3 separate regions of the Mus musculus genome follow, and regions 2 and 3 are each linked to region 1. A link is a contact called in ENCODE Hi-C or POLR2A ChIA-PET data. All regions are on one chromosome and are shown on one strand. Each heading gives the region's core, a stretch centred on a gene start or an enhancer-like site at or near the end of the contact. The rest is flanking DNA. Distances are from core to core; before and after follow the strand shown. Region 1 holds the start of Usp48 (ubiquitin specific peptidase 48). Region 2 holds the start of Hspg2 (perlecan (heparan sulfate proteoglycan 2)). Region 3 overlaps Usp48 (ubiquitin specific peptidase 48).

Region 1 (4,001 bases), core at 472-2,971:
GAACAATGAATGGCACATGTCTATGGTCCCATGACTCTCATGTTTGAGCACCTACTAGCTCGAAGGACTGTAAGTCCCAGGTAAACACGGGCTAAATCCTCAAACATACAAAACACCAGAGTCCCCAGCTCTACAAAAACAAATTGAAAAAAATTGAAAAAGAAAGAAAGAAAAAAGGATATTGGCAATTGTACAGTATCAAAACAGATCATTTGTGTGTGTGTGTGTGTGTGTGTGTGTGTGTGTGTGCACTAATGCTCAGGTGCCCACTGTGTCTGGAAGAAGGCTTTGCACATGCTCTGGAGCTGGAGTTACAGGTGGTTATCAAGCACCTGGTGTGGGTTCTCAGAACAAATGGTACTGTGATCCTTTGAAGAGAAGCCTGAGCCCTCTTTACTAATTAGCCATCTTTCCAGCCCCAGACTTAACTCTGTCTTTTATATCCCCTGTGCGGGTAATTGAACCAAGGGACTCAAGCATAAAACCACCACTCTACTCTCAAGCTAAACCACCAGCACTGTAACTATACACTTCAAATGAGTGCCTCGGTAAAGCTGTTTCAATTCCACACTATACAAATTGATGCCGTTCCAGAACTTCGAGGAGTCTTAATGTCCTTGTGAGCAGACACCTAGAGTTTAGAAAGATGCACCCGCTTTACTTTTGAAAACTTCCTAACTTACATTATATCTCAAATGAGGCACAGCTCTGAAGCCAGGAACCAAGGCTTCCACGTCTTCCACTTTTCCCTACACGCCCGATGACACGGAGCTATGGAGCATGCCTCGGTTTATCAATTCGATTGAACACAGGCCGGTGCAGGCTACGAGGTGGGGATAAGAAAACCACTCTACGCAAAAAAAGATCAGAACCAAGGGCCACGAAGGGGGAGCAGAATTTAAACAGCTAAAAACACTTTACTCTGCAAAGTGGTGTGGAGTTAGGGTGACCAAAAGAAAACACCTATAGGTCAAAGAGAGCCAGCCAATGAGAGCGGGGGACCGATGACGTAGGTTAACCAAAGGGTTTTCTAAACCTGCTCTCTGCAAGTGATACTTAGGTGATCAGGCCTTCTCAGCGTGCAATGACAGGAGATACAATGTCGACGAAGTTCGCTGTCGGCAAGTTCCCCTTTTACAAGCGAAAAGCGCACAGCTATGCCCAAGATCAAACAACACTCCAGCGTTACTTACTAAGCCCTATCTCCAACTATCTCCACCGCCATCTTCAGGATGCGAGCCCAGCAGCCGCATCACTTCGGGGGCTGCGTAGCTCCCGGGTCGTGCAAACTGAAAGGAGATGCAGTAACACCGTGCATCGCCCTGGTTCCCGGTCCCCCGTCCCCCGATCCCGCCTCGGCCACGCGAGGACCTCACCTGCACACGCCTCGGATACAAGGCTCCAGCCAGATGCGGTAGGCGGTCTCGATGTGCTCCTGCGACACCTCCTCGGGCCGCACCGTCTCCGCCCAGCGCCAGGCCGCCTTCTCCAGCTGCAGCCGCGGAGCCATAGCCTTGACCGAGGTAGCACTCGCCGAGCCCGGTGGCCTCCGGCGCCGCCTCCGTCTCCGCCCGAATGGGCACGGGCCCCTGCCAGCCGAAAGAACCCAGCGCTGCCCTCAGACAGGAGAGCAGTCAATCACCTGCGCGCGCCACGGCCGCCGCGCCCGCCCGCCCGCGCCCAGCTCGCACGACCAGCCGCAAAGCGCCGCCGCCGCCGCCGATACCCGACAGACCCCGCGCCTGCGGACGTTGGAGGCGTACGCCCTGCCGCAGTCTGCGCATGCGTGCTCCCAGGAGTCCCTGCGCCGAAAGCCCATGTAATCCGACTGGCGGAAGAAAGCCAAGCGTCTGCCCAAAGGCGACTCGCCACGTCTTTTTTCCGCCATGGTGAAGGCAGCTAGCTACGCTTCAGCCTCCGTCGTCTACTCCGACGAGCGAGAGCTTGCCCTTGCTTTCCACACTTCCCCTGTTACTGTGACAAAGTTACACCATAGAGTACTCAACGCACACCATAGGGCCACCGGGACTGTGAGTGGGACCTGATAATAGCAGAAACCGAGGCAGCCGGAACGCCACAGTCGGATCGAGGATTTCACTTGAGCCTGGGCGAGTTCCGGCTCCTTGCCCGTGCTTTCTGACGTCACGAGGCGTTATGTGGTTTGCGGATGCTACAACGGGACTACATATCCCAGCGTGCAATGCGCTCTGCCACTCGCGGAGCGCGAGGCATCCTGGGGTTTGTAGTCTTCGAAGTGATAGGCTCAGTCTTTGAGTTGCAGGTTGTTTAGAAGCATACACAGGTCTGGGACGTGTTCTTTGCTGTAGGCTGTTGACCAGAGGGTCAACACTTTGACGTCTTAATTCGTTATGGAGTGTACACCCTAGCTCCCTGCTGTGATATTATTTCCTTTTTGCAACTACTTCCCCTTAGACCTAAAAAAGGCTAAACTGAATCACAGCGTTTTGTAACAGAAAAGAGCTATTACAGCTAAAGAGAGAAAATTCCAGGACTTTAAATATGTAAAAGCCCTGTGGGAATTCAAGGACTAATTCCTCCCTTATCTACTCCTCAACCCACCCCACCAGCCCCCAAGTAACCTTGAACTGAAGTCAAGATTTACTGAAGCAAGATTTGGTCCTTTGGTTGAATTTAGGCTGAAAATAAAAAACACAAAAATCTTCTAAGTCAGGACACACACACATACACCTCCTTTCTTAAAGAATTCCTACACCAGTTGGTTGGTGGTGGCACACACTTTTAATCTCAGGAGGCAGAGACAGGTAGATCTCTGAGTTAGTGGGCCAACCTTGTCTACAGAGTGAGTTCCAGGACAGCCAGGGCCACACAGAGAAACCTCGTCTCCTGGAAGGAAAAAAAAAAAAAGTCAAACAAATAAACACTGAATTCCTATACCACTGGTTAACAGTTGAACACTGTTGTGGGGCCCACCTTTAATCCCAGTACTCTGGTGGTGAAGGGTAGAGCCTTGCAAATTTAGTGAGTTTCTTTTTTTGTTGTTTGTTTGTTTTGTGGGGCCCACCTTTAATCCCAGTACTCTGGTGGTGAAGGGTAGAGCCTTGCTAATTTAGTGAGTTTCTTTTTTTGTTGTTTGTTTGTTTGTTTGTTTGTTTGTTTTTTGGAGACAGGGTTTCTCTGTATAGCCCTAGCTGTCCTGGAACTCACTTTGTTGACCAGGCCGGCCTTGATCTCAGAAATCCACCTGCCTCTGCCTCCCCAGTGATGGGATTAAAGGCGTGCGCCACCACGCCCAGCGAGTTTAGTGAGTTTCATGACAGCCAGAGCTACATACATGGTGAGACCCTGTTGCAAAAACACACATAATAAGTTGAACTACTTTCTTTTTGTTTTTAAGATTTATTTATTCATTTTTTTATGTATGCAAGTATACTTGTAGTTGTATAGATGGTTGTGAGCCTTAATGTGGTTGTTGGGAATTGAATTTTTAGGACCTCTTCTTGTTCCAGTCAACTCCACTCGCTCAGTCCCTGGTCACTCCTGCCCAAACATTTATTTATTATTATACATAAGTACTTTGTAGCTGACTTCAGACACACCAGAAGAGGTGTCAGATCTTGTTACAGATGGTTGTGAGCCACCTTGTGGTTGCTGGGATTTGAACTCAGGACCTGTGGAAGAGCAGTCGGTGCTCTTAACCGCTGAGCCATCTCACCAGCCCCCCAAACTACTTTCTTAAGTTAGAAAAAGGCACCGTTCCAGACTAATATCACAGAGGAAAGAAAATCCTCAGGGACAGCTGAGAGCAGTGGTTTAGCTGTGAGTGAGGGACGGGGAAGGCAAAGGCTAGTGGTGAGAGAGATTTGAATCCTCTTCAGTCTGGGCCAAAGGTAACATTAAACACAGAAATCTCATGAGACTTGCTGCAAAGCCAACTGGTTACAATCCTGCCATTCCAGCACATTCCAGGAGTCAGAGGCAAGAGGATTAGGAGTTCAAGGCTATCATCCTTGGGTAATTAG
Region 2 (4,001 bases), core at 554-3,053, 130 kb after region 1:
GTCCTAGAGGGCAGCGAAGGGCGTGTCCCAACTCACCCAACCCGCCTCAGCCCTACCGAGGGCCAGCATACAATAGCGGTAAGGAAAGTATCTTCCCAATGAATGAGCCTGGGGGACTCCCATGGCTGTCCCGGAATGCTGTTCAATTAAGATTTGGTGAATGAAAAAGAGAATGGGGCAGTGGAGGCAGTCAGGGAATTCCAGTAGAATTCCTCTGGCCCTCCGCAAACAGTTCCACCCTCCACTCCTGCCATTGTGTAGCCCATACATGAGGGAGCCCTTCAGCAGGGGGCAGAGCTGAGGGGAGACCAGGAATAGATAGCATCCCAGGTCTAGGTCATTGCCTTAAGGAAGGGAACATCGGTCTTAGGAGTTACAAGTTCAGGCTGAATGGGGAGCAACCGCAGTGCCCTGCAGTTGAGTGTTGGGGTGAGAGGCCAGACAGAAGGTTAGAGGAGAAGGCTGCTCTGTAGAGGGTGGGGAGGAGAGGTGCTACGTGGGTGTGGCAGAAACAGAAAAGGGTCAAGCCTGGTGGGCGGTTAAGGAGTGACTCAAGAGGGCAGAGGTGATAGAGAGCCAGCCAGGCAAGGACAGAGAAGCAGTCACTGGGTAAACACTGGCCTAGTTGGAAAAGTCACCCTCTTGGCTCCAAGAACAGGGAACAGGGATAGAGACTGTCTAGGAGCACCTGGGCTCTGTGGCTCACCACAGCAGGGCCCAGAGGTACCCCACCCTCATCTTCCACCCTCTGCCTGCCGGGTCCATCAACTCCACCCTGTCCTCCGTGAGGTCACTCAGGTCCTCTGGGCCTCTCCTGCCAAGTGCCTTCCAGGTCTTAGGATTCCTGACTCAAGAGTTCCCTTCTCCTCCTTGTGGCCCCTTGTGAGCTCAGGGTAAGGGCAGAACTGAAGGAGCACACACAGCATCCCACTTGGGAGGTGGTGGAAGAATCCTGGGGACTCTCAGCTGCTCTTGGGCTGGCTTGTAGTAAGCGCTGCACCCAGCACTCATTCCATCCAGGCCCATTCTGCCCTGAGGCTTCCCATTCTGAGTTCCCTTTACCCACGTGGGACTACCTCCCAGAGGTTAACTAGCTCTCTGCAGGTCTCACGGAGGCTCAGTGCAACGCAGTGATTGATTTAGCTTATGGCTTAGAAAACTCCAGGGTCCATGGGGTGCTCCACACAAGGCTTAGTTTTGTTCCAAGTTTTAACTTTTGACTGCCTGATCATAATCTCCCCCCAGAGGATAGCATGGTAAAGTTCCAGCGACGACTGACAGGGTACCCATCACCATGAACTGCCCCTTCTGCCAAGTTGGCAGCAGAAAGGAATACCCTTGTCCTGCCAAGTTCCCACCCTGCTAGAAGTTTCTCCGTCAGCCCCCCCACACGCCAGAACTGCAGGCCGGGCCATGCCCAGAGGCGACTTTGAGCCTGAACAACGTGGCCGGCGACCCTCCGATTTCCACGCTTGCGGGGACGGCCCCTGACCTCCACGCTGGATCCCTGGGACGTCCCCTAGGAAAGCCCCACGCTGCAAGGGTGGCGCTGGCCAGTGCCAGCCCAGGGTCCTTCGCGGGCGCGGCCGTCCCGGGCCAGAGTCCCAGCCGAGCAGCCTCCGGTGGCCCCGCCAAGTTGGCGCGCGCCCCCCGCCCTCGGCCCTCGGTCACGCAAACTCACCGCTAGCAGCCGCGCGTGCAGCAGCAGCCCCAGCAGCAACGAGCCCACTGCCCGCTGCCCCATGGCCCGGCCTCGTTCGCTGGCTCGCTCGGCGCCTCCCGCAGCCACCAGCTCGCTGTCCTGCCGAGTCCTTCGGACTGCTCGCCTCTTTCCCACCCCCCACCCCCCCAACCAACTCCCGTCCCCGCCCTCCCGTGCACGCCCCGCCCCCGGGTCTCCGGCTCCGCCCCCGAGGCGCCAAGTTCAGGAGCCCTAGGCCCCACCTCCAAACATTTAGCCACACCCCACAAGACCAGGTTCCGCCCCCGAGGCAACGCGTCCTGACCATATAGACCACGCCCCTAACAAGACCTGGCCCCGCCCCCTCAGCGGCGGCCCCCGCCTCCTAGCCGCGAGCTAGGCTCTCTGGAGGAGCGGCGCGGCCGACTGTGCCTTTGTCTGGGCCCCAATCCCCCTCGATGTGGGATGAGGCCCAACCGGCTCCACGCCAGACGTGGCTTGGAGTGTGGGATAGGACTGAGACGCCACCTGGCAGGGCCTCGAGCCCTCCGCACACGCCGCTCCTTCACACCACGTGCTCCACACGGAGTGCACAGCAGTTTTCGAGAGAGGGGGATCTCACATGCACTCAGCTGCTCACATCCACTCCATGTACCTGTTTACCTTTTTGTTTACCTTTCTACAGACTCAAGCATCCCAACAAGCTATAAAGTGGCTTTTATTTATTGTGTTTGTTTTCTGTACCTCTGTGTGTGTGTGTGTGTGTGTGTGTGTGTGTGTGTGTGTGTGTGCGCGCGCGCGCGCGCGTGCGCCTACATACATGCCCCAGTGCACATGTGGAGCTCAGAGGTGTTTTGGAAAGTAATGGTCTCCTAGCATGTGGGTTCCGGGATCCAACTCAGGTAACAGAGCTTTGTGGCAAATATCTCTTCCCACTGAGTTCTCTCTCTAGTCTGGATCACACACCAATCACACACCCAGTTCCTCACACATTTTGTGCTAGGGCTTATGTGCTTTTTCACACACTCACCAGCCTATATGTTCTACATTTTTCCTCCACACATTCATCCCAGTGCGTGATACTGGACAAGATGGTGCTCCTACCCCTATGCCACAGACGATCTGAATCACTCATAGACCCACTCTGATTCACATACATCAGTCCCAGAGATGTATCACTTTGTATACCCAGGTTCAGACAAGGCTCTTCCAGAGCCTCAGTCTCAGGTGTTCTTGCCAAGTCACTGGCATTGAGGCAACCCTGCTGCATCCCAGGGGCAGACACACAAGCCTGGAGCTGGGGTGTGTCTTTACCACCTACCCAGGGTCCCCTTTTTTTGACTGAAAATTTCCAGGAAGCCCCAGGCTAATGGGTGGAGAGAAAAATAACTGAAGTATGTGTGTGCCTTTGAGGAAAACCCTTTGAGTGATGATAGAGGGAGAAAAAAATACAAACCCAAGTTTCCATTGTTTCCTGTGAGTTGCTAGGTTCCAGAAAACTCCTAGCAGACTTTGCAGCCAGGAGTTAGGTGGGCTGTGGACAGAAGGAAATGCCCAGTTCACTGAATGGCGCCAGCCCTGTCCGGAAAGTATGTTCTCTGTGATAGGAGCCAGACACTTGGGGACCTGAGAAAACACTGACATCCTGACCCTATTCCACAGAGACACCATCTCCAAAAGACTGGGCTCTTCTCTGCCCTGTGGGCATAACTATGAGGGACCAACTCATAGCATGAAGAGCAGAAAGTACATCCAAGTGGGCCTGCCAACACTCTGGCCTCAGCCCAGGCTCCCAGCATAGCACCTAATAAGGCCTGCATCTGCTCCTCGCAGGGGGATGGGACAGACAGAGAAGGCATGCCCAGTTGTGGTCCTCAGTGGTCCCTGTTCTGCTAAAGGGGACAAAGGAGGACACAATCCTGCCTCGTGCTATTCTCAGTGCAACAGAGAAGCCTGCCTCTACCATCTAGCTGTGAAGTCCGAAACAAATCCTTCAGCCTCCACTGTCTGCCTCCGTTCAGGAAGCAAGGGCCATGCTGACCTTTCTCACAGTGTGCATATGAGGACTAAGGGACACTGATGGGAAAAAAAAAAGAGAAACAAAACAAAGAAAAGAAAAGAAAAAGAAAGAAAGAAAGAAAGAAAGAAAGAAAGAAAGAAAGAAAGAAAGAAAGAAAGAAAGAAAGAAAGAAAGAAGCGTCAGGCCAGAGAAACGGCTCAGCAGGTAGGGACACTTATCACCGAGTCTGAGAACTTGAGATCAGAGCTCTATCTCTGGGTCCTACAAAGGTAGAAGAGAACCAACTCCCCAAAGTTGTCC
Region 3 (4,001 bases), core at 648-3,147, 66 kb before region 1:
CAGTGGGAGAGCACTTGGCTGGCACGTGCAAGGTCTGGGGTTTGGTGTTCAGTACTGAGGTGAGGACAGAGCTAGTTGGGAGACCTTAGGGTCACTCCCCATCACCACACAAACCAGGCATGGCCTGTGATCAGATCTCAGCACCTAGGAGGTAGAGGAAGGAGATCTCAAAGCCATCCTTCATGCATAGATTGAGACCGTTTCAAAAGACAAAAACAAAACAAAAAACCCACCCCAAACTAAAAGCTCGGCTGCACTGCCGTGGGTCTTTGTCCTTCTGTGATCTGGACCCATAGGTTTTAAGCTCAGGGGCCATGGCGCTTATGTGCACGGGGGAACTGAACATGCCTGACACTGGTAAAGAATGAAGGCTTTTCTGTTCCAGGTCTGCTTCTTTAGAACCAAGGAGACTTTCAATTACAGCCTTTTCCTCTTTATAGAAAGCCTCTTCAATGAGAGGTTTATAATCTCTTGTGGGTCCTGGAGGGCGCCATTCTGAGCCAGCAAGGGCCCCCGGGGAGGCGGCAACGCGTGCCTATGAGGGGGGCTGGGTGCACAGCCTGGCATGGATGGAAGAGAAGGTTGGACAAAGGCCCTAGAGCTTTGCTTTCTCTGGCCTATTTCAGTCCAAACCACTCAGCACTGACCACTCATGCATGGCTGCCTCTAGGCACAGCCTTTCTTTTCCTTAATATGCGCCAACCAAGCCACCACCTTATTCTCTCTCTCTCTCTCTCTCTCTCTCTCTCTCTCTCTCTCTCTCTCTCTCTCTCTCTCTCAGACACACACACACACACACACACACACACACACACACACACACACACACACACACACACACACCACAGAGCTGGCCTCAAACATTTTACCATCTAAGGCTGGAGAACAGAAACATATATAAGTATAGCCTCTGAGTGGCTCTTGTGGCTGTGTATCCTAAAACAGAAATGGCCCTTGGGAAAGACACGTCCTTCCCACCAGCTCTGACAAAGGGAAGAAAAGCTAGCTAGGCAGGGGCTCTGCAGAGGGCCTGCATCTAGGAAACAAGCATGCTGGGCTAGGGGTAGATAGCAAGTCTTCAGGAAGGAGAGATGTTGGCCCAACCCCAAGAGCTCTCTCTTCTCAGATGTCCTCACTGGAGAACCTCTGGTGGACCCTGAGGGAATGTCATGGCCAGGGCTGGCAAGTAAGGTGACCAGACACTGGTGGCAGGGGCCTAAGCCGGCCCAGAATGAACCAAGGTGCTTTCCCTGAGATAGTATTAGGGGTAGCCATTCCAGCCCTGACCTCTGGCTTACTCTAGTTCCAGAATCACACAAACCTGCACAACTCGGCACCCCTTTTATCTGGAGGACCAGCGACAGGGTCTGGAGGGATGAAATGCTGCTGCCAAACCTTCAGACACAAACCACCCAGAAGCAATGAGGGTTGCATGACAAGCCCTCGGGAGCAGCCATACGGCAACTTTCCAGACACACACCTGGAGCATCCTCCAGGGAGCCTGTGAGTGTGGGAACAGTGCTGGAGTTGCGAGAAGGCCCCACTTCCTCCTGCCACTCAGCGGAGAGAGCATGTTTGACAATGTCTACACAACAAACTTCTGAGTATTCAACCAGGAACACACTTGACCATAAGAGGAGCTGGTTGCCCTTGGTTACAAAGCAGGAATGGCAATGGCAGGAACACCCAGATGTAAGTGTGCAGAGGCCAGTGTGCCAGCCGGCCATGGTCCAGCACAGGCAGTGGCTTCCCTGGAGTATGTGCCCACTTCCTGTGGCCCAGGGCCTGGCTGGCCTGGCAGCACTAGCCTAGATCTGGAACCCAGCGGCCACAATAGTTGCTGCTACAGGCAGAGCTGGTTTCTCAATGACAGGCGCTGGCTGCCCGAGGGGCTGGCCAAGCCAGGACAGGAAGTGTCTTTCATTGTGTATGTTGGAAGGGAGGGAAGCAGATGAGGTGCTCTAATAGAGGCAGCTCATTTGTTCTGAGTGCTGGCCTGGTGCATACCTGGTCTCCTACAGGCAGGAAGATCAGAAGTTCAGGATTATTACTGGCTACAAAGACAGTTTTAGGTCAGCCTGGGTTACATTAAAACCAATCCCCAAAAGGGAAAAAACAAAAAAATAAAACAAAACAAAACAAAAAAACCCAAACAACTGAGCTGGGCGGTGGTGGCGCTCGCCTTTAATACCAGCACTTGGAAAGCAGAGGCAGGCGGATTTCTGAGTTCGAGGCCAGCCTGGTCTACAAAGTGAGTTCCAGGACAGCCAGGGCTACACAGAGAAACCCTGTCTCAAAAAAACAAAACAAAACACCCAAACAGTATAGGCAGGAAATGGTAGGTAGGCTGGGAATTTGGTTACAGGTTCAAGGCTAGGCTTTGCTACCTAATGATGCTGTATTAAAAAACAAAATAGAAACAAAGGCAGGGAGTGGCGCCTCAGGACTTTAATCCCATTACTCAGGAGGCAGAGACAGAGGATCTCTGAGTTGGAGGATAGCTTAGCCCCGCAGAGACAGTTCCAGAACAGGCAGGGCCACATAGAACCAGTCTCAAAACAAAACAAAAGCAACAGTTCCGCTCAATCAGCCCTCCTGCAGAGGTACCTACTGGAGGATTGATTGACCTTGACCCTGCCTCTCTTGAACAAGACACAGCCAAGGCCCAGCCAGTGACAAGCTTGGCAGGCCTCAGTTCAGATGGCAGGCCATCACCATCCTGAAAAGGACTTCGAGCTCCCACCCCTCTCCTTCCTACAACCTGGTGAGTCTCAAGACATAACTGGCTTACCACAACTGGATCTGAAGTGTGTCAAAGAACACACCGGAAAACCCGTCCCCTGCCTCCAATTCTTGAATTACTGCTTGCTTCAATACTCCACAAAGAAAACCTCTTCAGGCCAGGAAGTACCTAGGAGGAATCTACAGGCAGCCAGGAGCCTGTACACCCTCGCCCCTGCTGTTGCAAGCATGTACTCTGGATGCTCTTGGCAACCCCCATCGAAACAATTGAAGCTACACTTCTGGGGCAGGAACCAACCATCAGAAAGAAGGAAATCAAAGTCAAACCGTGTTCTGAAAACCTTTCAGCAAGATCCTGGAGATGAATCGTGTGCTGCCTAGCCACTGGCTCTGGCGATACTTGTGGGCTAAAGGGGAAGATCTATGAAAAAGGCTAACTGAACATCTGTCCAGCCATCGCTGCAGCCTGCAGGGCTCCTAGCAAAAGGTGTATTTAAGTTCTCGGTGAAGGCTAAGCAGGAAGCTTGGTGGGGTGGTTTCTCGATGTCTCTGGACTTTATAAGAATTTTCCCACCAGTACGTATGGACACCCAAACCTCTGGATGCTGGGGTGAATATCGCAGCAGGTATACAGCGGCGAGGAAAGCCAGGCTATAAACTGCAACTTTCCATGCTAGCAAAGGCAAGGATTACCAGGAAACCCACAGGGACCCTTCCTACGCACCAGCCACAGCCATGTCGGGGCTAGGCATTACCTCCAGGAAGAACTGCCCCCAGAGAAATACCTGTTCATTTAGGGGTCTGGACTTAAGGTCAACACCCTTCACACAGTGGCACTCGGGCCCACTGCCCTGTACCCTCCCTGTCTGCACCTGCACACTTGGTGCTCTGCCTGGCCAGTCTGGAACAGGAAAGACAGGATTCTCTGCTCTGGTTCCTGAGGCCAAGCATCAGTGAGTGATGGTGACCAGGATCTGGTCCGGCCTGGGACCAAAGACCAACAACTAATAGGTGAAAGGACAAAGAACTCACTCCGGATAAAGGTCCGTGGAAACAGAGACACAAGTGTCTTTAATTTGGCAGAAAGGTTAACAGTGATTCTCAATAATAAAGTTCATAAATACAGAAAAGAAGTTTTCTCTCAGGGAATAAAGACGTCAAATGATAGCCTACATGTCTGGTAGTGGCAAAAAACATCTCAGCATAGGAGACTCTACACATTTGCTTGGGTTTAAAGAATGACTAGAAATATACACGGG

The links. Hi-C counts contacts between places; a loop is a spot of excess contacts on that map. ChIA-PET counts read pairs that join two places held with the same protein, here RNA polymerase II (POLR2A).
Region 2: POLR2A ChIA-PET joins it to region 1 with 24 read pairs in Patski. The contact joins the promoter of Hspg2 here to the promoter of Usp48 in region 1. POLR2A ChIA-PET finds 5 or more read pairs at or near these places in 4 of 5 experiments (Patski and embryonic stem cell).
Region 3: POLR2A ChIA-PET joins it to region 1 with 11 read pairs in embryonic stem cell. The contact joins the enhancer-like site here to the promoter of Usp48 in region 1. A Hi-C loop is called at or near these places in 2 of 37 maps with a recorded cell type or tissue (gastrocnemius and left cerebral cortex). POLR2A ChIA-PET finds 5 or more read pairs at or near these places in 3 of 5 experiments (Patski and embryonic stem cell).

What each region holds. Positions count from the first base shown.
Region 1 is chr4:137,591,892-137,595,892 of GRCm38, reverse strand. Usp48 (ubiquitin specific peptidase 48) reads right to left here and starts at 1,721. Exons shown (of 27, transcript NM_001355588.1): 1 at 1,377-1,721. The coding sequence starts at 1,510.
Region 2 is chr4:137,466,605-137,470,605 of GRCm38, reverse strand. Hspg2 (perlecan (heparan sulfate proteoglycan 2)) reads right to left here and starts at 1,803. Exons shown (of 97, transcript NM_008305.3): 1 at 1,682-1,803. The coding sequence starts at 1,744. Gm13010 (a long non-coding RNA gene) reads left to right here and starts at 3,464. Exons shown (of 3, transcript XR_881513.1): 1 at 3,464-3,905.
Region 3 is chr4:137,658,317-137,662,317 of GRCm38, reverse strand. It overlaps Usp48 (ubiquitin specific peptidase 48), which reads right to left. Exons shown (of 27, transcript NM_001355588.1): 27 at 3,781-4,001. Among named protein-coding and RNA genes, the nearest start is that of Rap1gapos, 46 kb to the left of the region's middle. Within about 2 kb of position 1,897, at least 1 of the 3 ENCODE cell types and tissues checked has a DNase peak (open chromatin) inside an H3K27ac peak, as active enhancers do.